Regions from separate parts of the Homo sapiens genome. Here regions 1 and 2 are each linked to region 3. Evidence: chromatin contacts called from ENCODE Hi-C or POLR2A ChIA-PET data. All regions are on one chromosome and are shown on one strand. The core of a region is the stretch at or near the end of the contact, and the rest is flanking DNA. Distances in the headings are between cores, read along the strand shown.

Region 1 (3,777 bases), core at 1,053-3,552, 170 kb before region 3:
TTTTGGTTAGATTGCACTTAGCTATGACTAAATTTTTACTGTTATTATTCTAGTTTCTTTGTGAATGTCTCAACTTTACTGCATCATTAAACTTTAAATTCGATTTTGATAATAAGAATATTTTATAAAATTTTTCAAACAACTGCAATATTCACACAGGAACTATGGTACTCTTAAAACCACTGTCATTTTTTTTTCTAATTTTAATTCATACCCAGTTCTTTCAGGATTGCTAAAGACAATGGCACTTTGATTTTAATTAAGTACTTCATTTGAAAGCCATGACTAATAAATGTCAAATGCTAAAGGTTAACATATGTTAAGTGGATATCAGAAGATCTTTTGTAACACGAAAAGAATTCAGGTCTGAGGGCTCTTAGTTTCAGAATCACTGATAAATAGTGCAGACAAGATAGGTGAAAAATAACTACCTTAATTTAGATGCTTCTATTTATTTATTTATTTGAGACGGAGTCTCACTCTGTGGCCCAGGCTGGAGTGCGATCTCGGCTCACTGCAAGCTCCGCCTCCCGGGTTCACACCATTCTCCTGCCTCAGCCTCCCGAGTAGCTGGGACTACAGGCACCCGCCACCACGCCCGGCTAATTTTTTTGTATTTTTAGTAAAAACAGGTTTTTACCATGTTAGGCAGGATGGTCTCGATCTCCTGACCTCGTGATCCACCCGCCTCAGCCTCCCAAAGTGCTGGGATTACAGGCATGAGCCATAGCGCCTGGCCGATGCTTCTATTACTTTATTTTTATCTTGGGAATCAATGAGCTCAACAATGGATTAGACATTCCTGTCACTAAGTCTCTACGCTTCAGAAGATAATACGTAAATAATTAGATTTGTTGTTTACTGTCTACATTGTCCATATCTATTATGTGTTACCAAAATATTGAAAATAAATACATGAATTTATTCCTGAAAGAAAATCAAGAAAATACTTAAATCACACACACAAAAATAAGTTCCTCAGTATGGTTTTCTTTGTGTTTTTTCTTCTTATTTCAGGTTCATTGAGCTTCTTGGGTTTAAAATTTCCATTGTTTGGAAACATTTTTTTCATTAATATTTTCATAATTTTTTCTGTACTCCCCTCTCTTCTTCTGGGATTCCAATAACACATAATGTCAGACTGTTTGCTATTGTTCCACAGCTCACTGCGGCACTGTTTGTTTTGTTTTGTTTTTCTGTGCTTTATATTGGGTAGATTCTATTGCTACAGCTTCAACTTCAGTTGTCTTCTATAGTATATAATTTGCATTTAATTTCACTTAAATGTATTTTTCATTTCAGATATTATATGTTTTATCTCTATAAATTCTATGAGCATCCTTTTACATCTTTAACCTCTTTCTTCATCAGCTTCATGTTTTTCTTTATATCCTTGGACATATTTGTAAGACTTAATAGCAGCTTTTTAATGGTCCTTGTCTACAAATTCAACCTTCTTATAATTTCTTGATCTGATTCTGTTGATTCATTTTTCTCCTGGTTATGGGTTATATTTTTCTGCTTTCTTACATACCTGGTAATTTTTTACTGGATGCTGGGTATTGTGATTTTTATGTTCTTAGGTGGTGGATTTTGTTGTGTGTATTTCAAGAATACTAGATTTTGTTCTGATGAGCAGTTAAGTAATTGCATCAGTGGGAGGGCAGTTTCTGTAACAGCTAATTATTCATGGATGGAATCACAAGTCCTCATTGAAGCTTTTTAAGCAAGAGTGTGACTCAATCAACTGTGTGTGTTTCTTTAAAAATCAGTCTTATTATTACTCTGCAGAGAACAGATTAGAAACAACAGTGGATTCTAGAAGGCTAATTCTGAGTCTGTTGAGAAAAGTGATCATGTTGACTTGCTTTCAGGGAAGCAGCAGTTAAGATGGGGCATATTTAAAATATGTTTAGAATTTATAGGACTTAGGGATTGATTGAATGAATATGAGGAGTTAACGAGGGAGAAGTAGTTATCGAGGATGATTCCCATTTCTGGAATGAGCAACTGAGTAAATGATGGTGTCACTTATTCTAACAGAACAGTGGAAATTTGGGGTGAAAAACCATGAGATCTGTTTTGAAGATGCGTTACCTATGAGACATCCAAGTGGTTGATGTTAGGCAGGCTGCTGGTCTGAAGTTCAATACAGAAATCTGGGCTGAGGCTGCTTCCTATTACATGGTGTTTAAAGCTATTTTTCATTTACAGCCTAGAAGCACTGGCCATATGAGTGCTTGTCTAATCCCCTAGAATTGTGAGGTCTTAGAGGGCTGGCTTGATGTGTTTTCCTCTTGTGTTGGCTGATGCATTGGTTGGCACGTGACCGGTGCTTAGTGAGTGTTTATGAAAGGGACAATAGCTGTTGGGGACTCCTTTTTTCATGTTTCTGAGTTTCCCCTTGCCTCCTGGTTGTCTAAAATGTTGCCTTAAATTTCATTGTTCTTGTTTGTTTTTCTAGTCCAGGCAGACTTTTCAAATTAGCATGTTAGTCATTTGTGGAGGGTCATGACCCTCCCTTGTTTACAATAGGGCCGTATTATGTCAGCTCAGAGATCCTATCCTGGAGCTGGAGTTGGGACCAGATAATGCAGGAGCCACATCCCTTCCAGGGAGGCTGCTGTCCAAGGCTTGGGCTACTTGGGCAAAATCTCTCAGATTCCCAAGGGATACTTTAAGCCTGTGGAATTTCACAGACTTCACATGAGCTTAAGACTCTTATAGTCTCCATAGTCAATCCCTGAGTTAACCTGAAAGTTGCCCAAAGGAGGGAGGAGTCAAGCCTATTTTAAAAAGAGGAAGCATCTGAAAGCCTTGGAATTCAGAGACCGTATACAAAATTTCAGGCAGAAATTTTCGATTGTTGGAACAAGCTTTGTTCTAGGAGCAGAGAACCTGAGTTCCGGGCCTGAGATTCATTGTATAATATTGAGAGAACAACTTCCCTTCTCTGGTCCCATTATCCCCCATCTAAAACTAAGAAGATTGGATTCGATGACCTCAAAGTGCTCTTCTATTTATTACATTCAGAGGAATTCTATGTCCTGGGCGGTATGAGTCATAGACCTTGCCTCAAGGTGCTTAAAATTCTAGAACTGAGATGAGAGGTAGACTCTGATATTCCCATTAAGACAGACACCCTGTTTCCTACAAATGCACTTGTATACAAATCTCTCTAGAGGAGAGGCCCTGTAGATGAAAAACAGAATCTTACTTTGGACTTCACAAGTAAAACAGCTTTTAGAATTTTACAGCTTTATCCAGAAATGAATCTTGTATCTTTTTTGTCTATCCTCATCTTTTGAAGGTAAACAAATTGGGCCCCGAGAGCAATGTGACTTGGTCAAGGTCACACAGTGAGTCCATGGTAGAGCCTAACTCAGCACCTACCCCCATCCCTGCACACACACCACCCTAAATCTCATCAAAACTGTTTCTCCACCACTCTCTCCCTTTTGGCACCACCTCCTGTCTCTGCAAGCTCTGCTGTCTCTGCAGTGGAACATTCCTGCACAGAGGGGATTAAAAGAGCAGGGGTGGAATGCTAAGCCTCCCTGCCCATTGGCAAGAGCATTTCTCCTGAACTGAGCCCAGCAGGGTTCAGGGGAGCCCAACGGCCCATGTGGAGGTCTGGGTTGTCAGAACCAACTTCAGCCTACATGCCAGGGGCTGTCCACACCCTGCCCTCCATCACGTAAAGCCCCCCAAAACAAGTACTCCATGGTGGGGGCACTGTGGAGTTTGGGTGTTGTCCTGGAGTCTTTCTGGGCCAAC
Region 2 (3,964 bases), core at 1,176-3,675, 240 kb before region 3:
GACCATGGGGTCGCAAATGGTCTACTGTGGATACCCAACTGTCTATCAGAATTGCACACGTAAGTCCTGTATTTTAGTATCAGCGTATTTAATTCTATAATCTGGAGTGTTGCCCAGTCAGTGCAGCATTCAGCTGGAATCTGTCTATACCCATTCCCACTCAACCAAAGTAAACCTCTGGAAAGGTTTATTCTGAAGGGTACAAGGGACTGATACTTTATTTATTTAGAGGAAGGATGAATTGGAGCATATCTGGGAATCCTAGACTGGGTACCTGGGGGAAAACATCAAGATATTTGGTTCTCAGTGACATGATGAAAGTAGAAGGGCTCACGGAGGTGGGGACAGGAGCCTAGGACAAAATCAGGTGATGATGTGAAACAGCAGTGCATAAGAATAGGATTGGCTGTGCGATGCAATAGGTATGGCCTTCTGGGTGCGGAGATTCAAATCTTGGCTTTCATTCACTGTGGGTCATTGAGAAAATGATTCCACTTCTCTGAGCATCAGGTCCCTCATCTATAAAAGATGGCAACAGCAGTGACCTTGCAGAACTGCTGTATCACGCTGATTGAACAGGTTGTTGTGGAGGGCCTACTATGTGCCAGGCATTGTTTCCAGTGCTGGGAATTTCTTGGTAAAGAAAATTGTACATGTTTCTTCCTCCTGGAGCTTCTATTCTAGGTGATCATGAGAAGTAGAAGAAGAAAGCCTGCAGATACACAGCTGGGGTCATGGAAAGCACAAAAGGTGCTCAGCACATACCCACTTCCACCTGATCCCTTCCCTAAGTGCCTTTTCCAAAGGCTCTATATCTCACCCACGCCCCAGTCTTTCTCCCCATGTCGGGCAGAATTGTATGGCTCCAAATACCTCCTCCAGTTCTCCAAACCACAGAGGTGCAAGCTACCTGGTTTTTCAGCAGAAACAAAAACCAAACAAATGAACAACAACAACAAAAACCTTGAAAACCAGCCTCTCTCATCTGGACAAAGAGCTGGAAGAGGAAGCCTAGTGCTTGGAGGGCCCCTGGGTTTACAGGACTGGAATCTCAGACCCAGCTTATAAGGGATTACTCTCTATAAGTTCTCCATCTCAGATTGGCTCCTGGCCCTTCTCTAAGGTTCTTCCACACAGCCTGAGTTTGACACATAAGCTCCAACCATTCAAAAACACAAGATCCTGCATTCAGTGGTGTGTGATCTTTTTTTGAACACCCAATCTTTGTCTCTGTGCAAAGGGGTGCACAGTCCCCCAGCCTTCCTCCTCCCCTTCTCTATCTCTAGCCTTTCCCAGGCCTCCCGCTCCTGCCAGCCATGCCCAAACTCTTAACGCTCACGTGTCCAGCTCTCCCAGGAGTAGTTTCCGTTTGTGGCGAACCCTCCTTGCTATGCGACCCTCCTCCACTGTCACCCTCTCGCCTGTCATTTTCTCATTATCGTCACCACCCCAGCCCCAAAGTTGTCCTCCACTTTCCTGTTTTTCAATTAAACCTTGTCCTATCAGGAATCCTCAGCCACCTTGTTCTGTGGTTACCAGAGAGGAAAATGACAGCATACAGGGGGAAATTCCCACTGATCGGCCTCAAGGACTTGGCCAGAGATATCCCGGGAGGAGTGAGAAGCTGCAGAGACCCCAGGGCAGATGAAGTGGGCGAGCGAGGTTTGTGGCGGGTGTGGGATGGGGTGTATTTTCTTTCCTCGCCTTGTACTTTCTTTTCACAGCTGCTGCTCCTTGAAGACCCCGACATTCCAGTTCCCAGAGCTAATTTTAACTTCTTGGGACTGGCTTGTTCTGAGTGACCCTCACCACTGCCTCTCTGGCCCTCTGGTGCACACAGTCCACACTCACACACTCTCTCGCTCTCAAACCAGGGAAAAATAGTTGTCATCCAGGCCAGCAAACGGCGAGGTCTCAAAGACCCTCAGGAAGCCGGAAACTGGACAGTGGGGTGGGGTGGGGGCGCAGGATGGGGCCCTGGAAGGACAAGAGGGTGGGGGTGGGGAACAACTTCCTGCCTCCCAAATAAGGAGATGATGTCAATCGGCTCAGTCATGATTTCACAACCTACTTAAGAGCTTTGAGGAGAGAGACTATGAGGGAGGAAGAATGTCCATGAATCAGAATGAGGACAGATGGCAGAGGCTTGCCATTGCTCCCCACCACTGCAATGTTCACACATGTGAACTTCAACCTGCTGAAGGGGCTGAGTTCAGATTCACGCCTTGGGGTCTCCAGTCAGGAGATAGAATTTGCAGTAAGTTTTAAATGCCCCTAATTCCATAGTGGGGAGGCACCAAGAGTCAGAGACATCACGTGACTTCCCCCAGTTTGGGATATTAGCGGGAGATTATGTAAATCCACAGCCAGAGCCAACACTGGAACCCCAGCCAAGACCAGAACCTGCCTTCCAGCCCAGTGTTCTTCCAGGCCACGAGGCTGCCTTCTGCTGCGTTTCTGATCCATTTCTCGTGATCCGAAAGCAGCCCACTGGTTCCTCCAGCACCCGCAGCAGTGAGGCTGTTGGGTCATTCTCTTCCAAACTTGCTTTCTCAACGCAGTCTTTGCCGGCTTCTCTACAAAGGGTGAAGTTGGGGGTTGGGGGTGACATCCATGGGGAAATGAGTGGGCCCCAGCCTGGGAGTGGTGAGCAGTTACAGAAAACGGGGACATTTTGTTTCTGTGCTTGATCCTCTGTCTGCCAGTTCCTTAAGAAAGCTGATTAAAAATGGGGTCTTCGCCAGGCACAGTGGCTCACACCTGTAATCTCAGCACTTTGGGAGGCCGAGGCGGGTGGATCACCTGAGGTCTGGAGTTCGAGACCAGCCTGGCCAACCTGGAGAAACCCCGTCTCTACTAAAAAGTATATACAAAAATTAGCTGGGTGTGGTGGTGGATGCCTGTAATCCCAGCTAGTCGGGAGGCTGAGGCAGGAGAATCACTTGAATCCGGGAGGCAGAGGTTGCAGTGAGCCGAGATTGCGCCATTGCACTCCAGCCTGAGCGACAGAGTGAGACTCAGTCTCAAAAAAAAAAAGGGGGGGGGGGCTTCTACACCAAATTTTGGAGGCATCAGTCATCAGCAGCAATTGTCCGCTTCCCTCAAATCCTCCCCCTACTATCTCAGCCTGCTTTTCCATACCCTGATCTCCTTCCCCTTTCCTTTCAGCTTCATCTACTTTCTTCCCTGAGCTTGGGATCCTGGCCTTTCCTCACCTGGGGAAGTGAAAAAACAAAACAAAAACAAACAGAAAAAAAGTTTCCTACTAAGGCAGAATCCTCCATTGGCTTCACCTGTCAGACTCCCAGTCACTCCAGACACTCTCCATCTCGATATACTGGATTGCCCGGGCAGTACTGCATGGCTACCAGCATGCAGACTGTCTGGATTTGAGTCCTGGCTCTGCCTCGGTTTTCACATCTGTAAAATGGAAATAAACAGTGTAGGGTTGCCTTGAAGACTAAATGAGCTCATATGATATGTACCAATGTAAAACTTCATCAAGAAGTACTCTTAAGATTAGAGCACTTGGCCAGGCGTGGTGGCTCACGCCTGTAATCCCAGCACTTTGGGAGGCCAAGGCAGGCGGATCATGAGGTCAGGAGATCAAGACCATCCTGGCTAACATGGTAAAACCCCATCTCTACTAAATAATGCAAAAAAAAAATTAGCCAGGCGTGGTGGCAGGCGCTTGTAATCCCAGCTACTCGAGAAGCTGAGGCAGGAGAATGGCGTGAACCCGGGAGGCGGAGCTTGCAGTGAGCTGAGATAGTGCCACTGCACTCCAGCCTGGGCGACAGAGTGAGACTCCATCTCAAAAAAAAAACAACAACAACAAAAAATAGATCACTTTACTAATTTACTGTGTATATGTTATGTTACACTTTAAAAAAAAGATGAAATGAGTTCATACATTCAAAGCATTCAAAACAGTGTCTGGCACATAGTAAGCACTCAATAAGAT
Region 3 (3,916 bases), core at 195-2,694:
GTTGGCCAGGTAAGGAGTGGGTAGAGGGATTACATAAGAACCTGGAGGAGAGAGAAAACCTAATATGTCCAGAGCGTGGGAACAGGGGAGACAAGACGGTGAGTCTGATGGGGTGGCGTGGGTGAATGCAGGCCGCCGACTCCTGCAGTGGAGCAGAGAGGGTGACGCGGCCAGCTGTTCCGCAGATGCGCCAAGGCCTGACAGACACCCCTTCCAGATCTCCCATAGCTTCCCATGCCCAGGGAATCACGTGGAGCATTGGCCTGTGTGACCTTGGGCAAGTCCCCTCCCATCTCTGGGCCTCAGTTGCTCTATTTGTAAAAACAGCAGAAGGGGAAACTCGGATCCCTCAGGTTCCTCCCGATAGAAGCACTTTGAGAACAGCCCAGCTCCCTGTGGAATGCTTTTCCCTCCCGCCTGTGTTTTGCCAGGGCCTCGGAAAACAGGCCTTTCCTCTTCCCTCTTTCCTCTGAACCCTGGGTCAACTCCAGCCCGCGTCATATTTTTGTCATGATCAAGCCCCCACCTTTACTGTTTCTGCTTTGTGGAAAGCAGCCTTGACCTGGGGCCAAAGGAGAGGTGGCCAGCCCCGACCCTGGGAGGGGGCCAGGGTGAGAAAGGAGGGGGCGGAGAGCGGCTCCCCAAAGAAAAGCACAGAAAAGGTCGGCAGAGGCTCCCTGGCCCTTGTCGCATTGCTGTCATCCAGCAAACGTGGGCCGAATTGAACTACCTCCAGGGAGTGGTTTAGACTGAACCGAAGGGAACTGATGTCGCTGCCGGCCAGTCCCAGCTGGAGGTGATTTGCATGGAGGACATCGCCATCTGGTGGTCACTTCTGTCCTGAGCCCTGAGCCCCCACTTCTGGGATGTGATGCCCAACCGCCATCTCTCCTGGCATGGGGGTCCCTCAGCTCTCCCTTCCTCCCCACAGGTAATGGACAGCTCAATGCCGCTGATTGGAGAGCATGTGGAAGAGGACAGACAGCTGATGGCCGACCTTGTTGTCTCCAAAATGAGCCAGCTCCCGATGCCAGGAGGCACAGCGCCCTCCCCCCTCAGACCTTGGGTAAGACCCTCACGATCAAAGGAGACTTTATAGCCATGAGAAATGCCAGGCTGTCTGGAAATGGGGAGCCCCTGGATCCAAAGGGGATACCCCCAGGAAGAAACCACCTTGGGGAGAAGGAATGGGGGTGTGGACGAAGGCCAGACATTGGGGAGAGCTTTCACAGCCTGCCCCAGTAAGTGAATTGAGGAGGCTTTCAGAGGCCCCTTCCCTTCTTCACCATCCTGGGGAGAACAATCTTGTCTCAAATGGCCTTTGGGCACTGTGGGCAGAGATGATCGACTGCTGTCCCTTCTGTGCCCTCGGTGCTGGGCCTGAGCAGGATGTGTGTGCGTGCGTGTGCGAGAGCATATGGACACACAAGCCCTCTGTGTGCTCCCAGGGAACCAGTCAATGGACGCTATTGTGTCTCCCATTTTCCCCAACCTCGATGAGCTCCCACGTCGCTCCTCCCCTCCACAGTTCCCACCATGGATTACCAGACTGCTCTCCAAAGAATTTGCCAGCTCCCCAGCTTTATGTAAAAGCAAGTCCCCAAACTTCCACCTCCCACCCCAGATTTCCCCACAGAAAGTAATCTATGATAACAAACATCAGAATCGTAGTTATTATACTGACGGGGCTGCTGGCTGGGAAGGGGCACGGGGCAGGCTTTATCGCAGAGAATGCCCTCTGTTTTGATCTGGGCAGTGGTTACACCGACGTATACACATATAGAACTTCACTACACTGTATACTCCAGAACTGTACACTTTATGTGTAAGAGTCTCTTCTCAATGATAAAAAGATCTTCATAAATGCTGCCCTCTCACCCAGGAAGTAAAGGGCTGTGGTGATACCAACAGGCTTCTTTTCTCTTCTGCTCTAGGCTCCACAGATTAAATCAGCGAAATCCCCAGGGCAAGCCCAGCTGGGGCCTCAGCTAGGCCAGCCCCAGCCACGCCCACCTCCGCAAGGTATGACCCAGGACGAGCCACTGCAAGAAAGCATGCAGTGAGGGTGCTGAAATGCACCGAGGGATCCACATGTGATTCCCACAAGGGGCTCTGGGAAAATGCACCTGAATACTTTATCCACAGAATGAATGAGACTATGGGGTTGGTCAAACTCTTTAAAAAGTCAAGAAAGGAGAAGGGAAATAGAAGGTTAATTTATTAAGAACCTAATATGCACCAAGCACTGTGCCAGGGAATGTCCCACCTATTTTCTCACTTTTATTTTCCCAGCCGTCCTGCAGTGAAAATGTCATTATTTCCTTTTTTTTTTTTTTCTTTTGAGACAGAGTCTTGCTCTGTCGCCAGGCTGGAGTGCAGTGGTGCGATCTCGGCTCACTGCATCCTCCACCTCCCAGGTTCAAGTGATTCTCCTGCCTCAGCCTCCTGAGTAGCTGGGATTACAGGTGCACACCGCCACGCCCAGCTAATTTTTGTAGTATTAGTAGAGATGGGGTTTCACCATGTTGGCCAGGCTGGTCTCAAATTCCTGACCTCAGGTGATCCGCCCACCTCAGCCTCCCAAAGTGCTGGGATTACAGGCGTGAGCCTTTCTACTGCGAGGTAAAAGTTGAGGCTTTGCCCAAGGAGGCAGAAAATGGTAGATTTACAAGTCTGGCCTTTCAGACCTTTCAAACCTAGGAAGTGTTTATTCATTTCAATGAGTGGTGCCTGATGATAGATTTGTGAGTCGACCAGCTAGAGTAAGAAAGATAGAAAAAGGGAAGATCATCTATAAAACCTTGGCCATTGAAATTCCTCCTCAAATATATTCCAGCATTACTACATTCCACCACTTATTAGAGAATGGACAAACTATTGTAAAAAGATGAAAAGCAATCAGGGCAATGGCTAACTAACTTTCTCAAAGAATATCAGCTGCTCTGATATTCTTGCATGCAGTCTTGAGAGAAATCCGCCCCGTATCCTCTCTTGCAATCAAAACCTCCTGGGCACACTCGCTCTGGCACCAGCATGGAGCTTCAGAGCACCTGTGCACCAAGAAACCAAAGCAGGCAGTCTCGCTGCAATCTTTTAAGGATCTTCTTAAAAACCTATCAGAGGCCGGGCGCGGTAGCTCAGGCCTGTAATCCCAGCACTTTGGGAGGCCGAGGCGGGCGGATCACGAGGTCAGGAGTTCGAGACCAGCCTAGCCAATATGGTGAAACCCCATCAGTACTAAAAATACAAAAAAACTAGCCAGATGTGGTGGTGGTGTGCACCTGTAATCCCAGCTACTCGGGAGGCTGAGGCAGGAGAATCGCTTGAACCCAGGAGGCGGAGGTTGCAGTGAGCCGAGATTGCGCCACTGCACTCCACCCTGGGCGATAGAGGGAGATTCCATCTCAAAAAAACAAAATAAAATAAATAAATTATATATATATATCAGAAAGAAGGCATTACTATCATGTTGTGGCCTTCCCAGTCACTATTATTAAAAGCAACAGATTCATTACTTTGTGAAAAAAAGTCAACCTTGGCCACCAAATGGCTTCCTCTTCCACAGGTCTTAGATAAAATGTCCCATTCATTTTTCTTGTTTGTGTTTCTCCTTCTGGAAAAGCAGGAGATATTTTTAAGAAAAGGGAAATTGTATAATTGTACACAACTGTGTACAGACATACCTCAGAGATATTGCTGGTTCGGTTCAAGACCACCCCAGTATATAGTAAATATCAGAATAAAGGGAGTCACACAAATTTTTTGGTGCATATAAAAGCTATGTTTACACTACACTGTAGTCTCTTAAGTACAATAGCATTATGTCTGAAAAAAACAAAGTACATACCTTAATGATAAAATACTTTATTACTAACAATCGTCTGAGCCCTAGGTGAATAGTAACCTTTCTGCTGAT

The links. A loop is a pair of places that touch in the nucleus more often than their neighbours do. ChIA-PET counts read pairs that join two places held with the same protein, here RNA polymerase II (POLR2A). Pooled maps may share reads with other maps.
Region 1: a loop to region 3 is called in a map of heart right ventricle, with 4 times the contacts of the local background. The contact joins two enhancer-like sites. A Hi-C loop is called at or near these places in 1 of 168 maps with a recorded cell type or tissue (heart right ventricle) and 3 of 50 pooled maps. POLR2A ChIA-PET finds 5 or more read pairs at or near these places in 3 of 52 experiments (BJ, HepG2 and IMR-90).
Region 2: a loop to region 3 is called in a map of heart right ventricle, with 3 times the contacts of the local background. The contact joins two enhancer-like sites. A Hi-C loop is called at or near these places in 4 of 168 maps with a recorded cell type or tissue (PC-9, heart left ventricle and heart right ventricle) and 3 of 50 pooled maps. POLR2A ChIA-PET finds 5 or more read pairs at or near these places in 1 of 52 experiments (HepG2).

The regions. Positions count from the first base shown.
Region 1 is chr22:32,699,158-32,702,934 of GRCh38, reverse strand. The region is part of intron 6 of SYN3 (synapsin III); the gene reads left to right. Among named protein-coding and RNA genes, the nearest start is that of TIMP3, 100 kb to the left of the region's middle. Within about 2 kb of position 2,302, at least 9 of the 41 ENCODE cell types and tissues checked have a DNase peak (open chromatin) inside an H3K27ac peak, as active enhancers do.
Region 2 is chr22:32,763,017-32,766,980 of GRCh38, reverse strand. All of the region lies in intron 6 of SYN3 (synapsin III), which reads left to right. Among named protein-coding and RNA genes, the nearest start is that of TIMP3, 37 kb to the left of the region's middle. RefSeq lists an enhancer at 2,573-3,083. Within about 2 kb of position 2,425, at least 11 of the 41 ENCODE cell types and tissues checked have a DNase peak (open chromatin) inside an H3K27ac peak, as active enhancers do.
Region 3 is chr22:32,526,024-32,529,939 of GRCh38, reverse strand. SYN3 (synapsin III) reads left to right here. Exons shown (of 14, transcript NM_003490.4): 11 at 932-1,066; 12 at 1,935-2,022. Among named protein-coding and RNA genes, the nearest start is that of SYN3-AS1, 47 kb to the left of the region's middle. RefSeq lists enhancers at 53-552, 553-1,054. Within about 2 kb of position 1,444, at least 4 of the 41 ENCODE cell types and tissues checked have a DNase peak (open chromatin) inside an H3K27ac peak, as active enhancers do.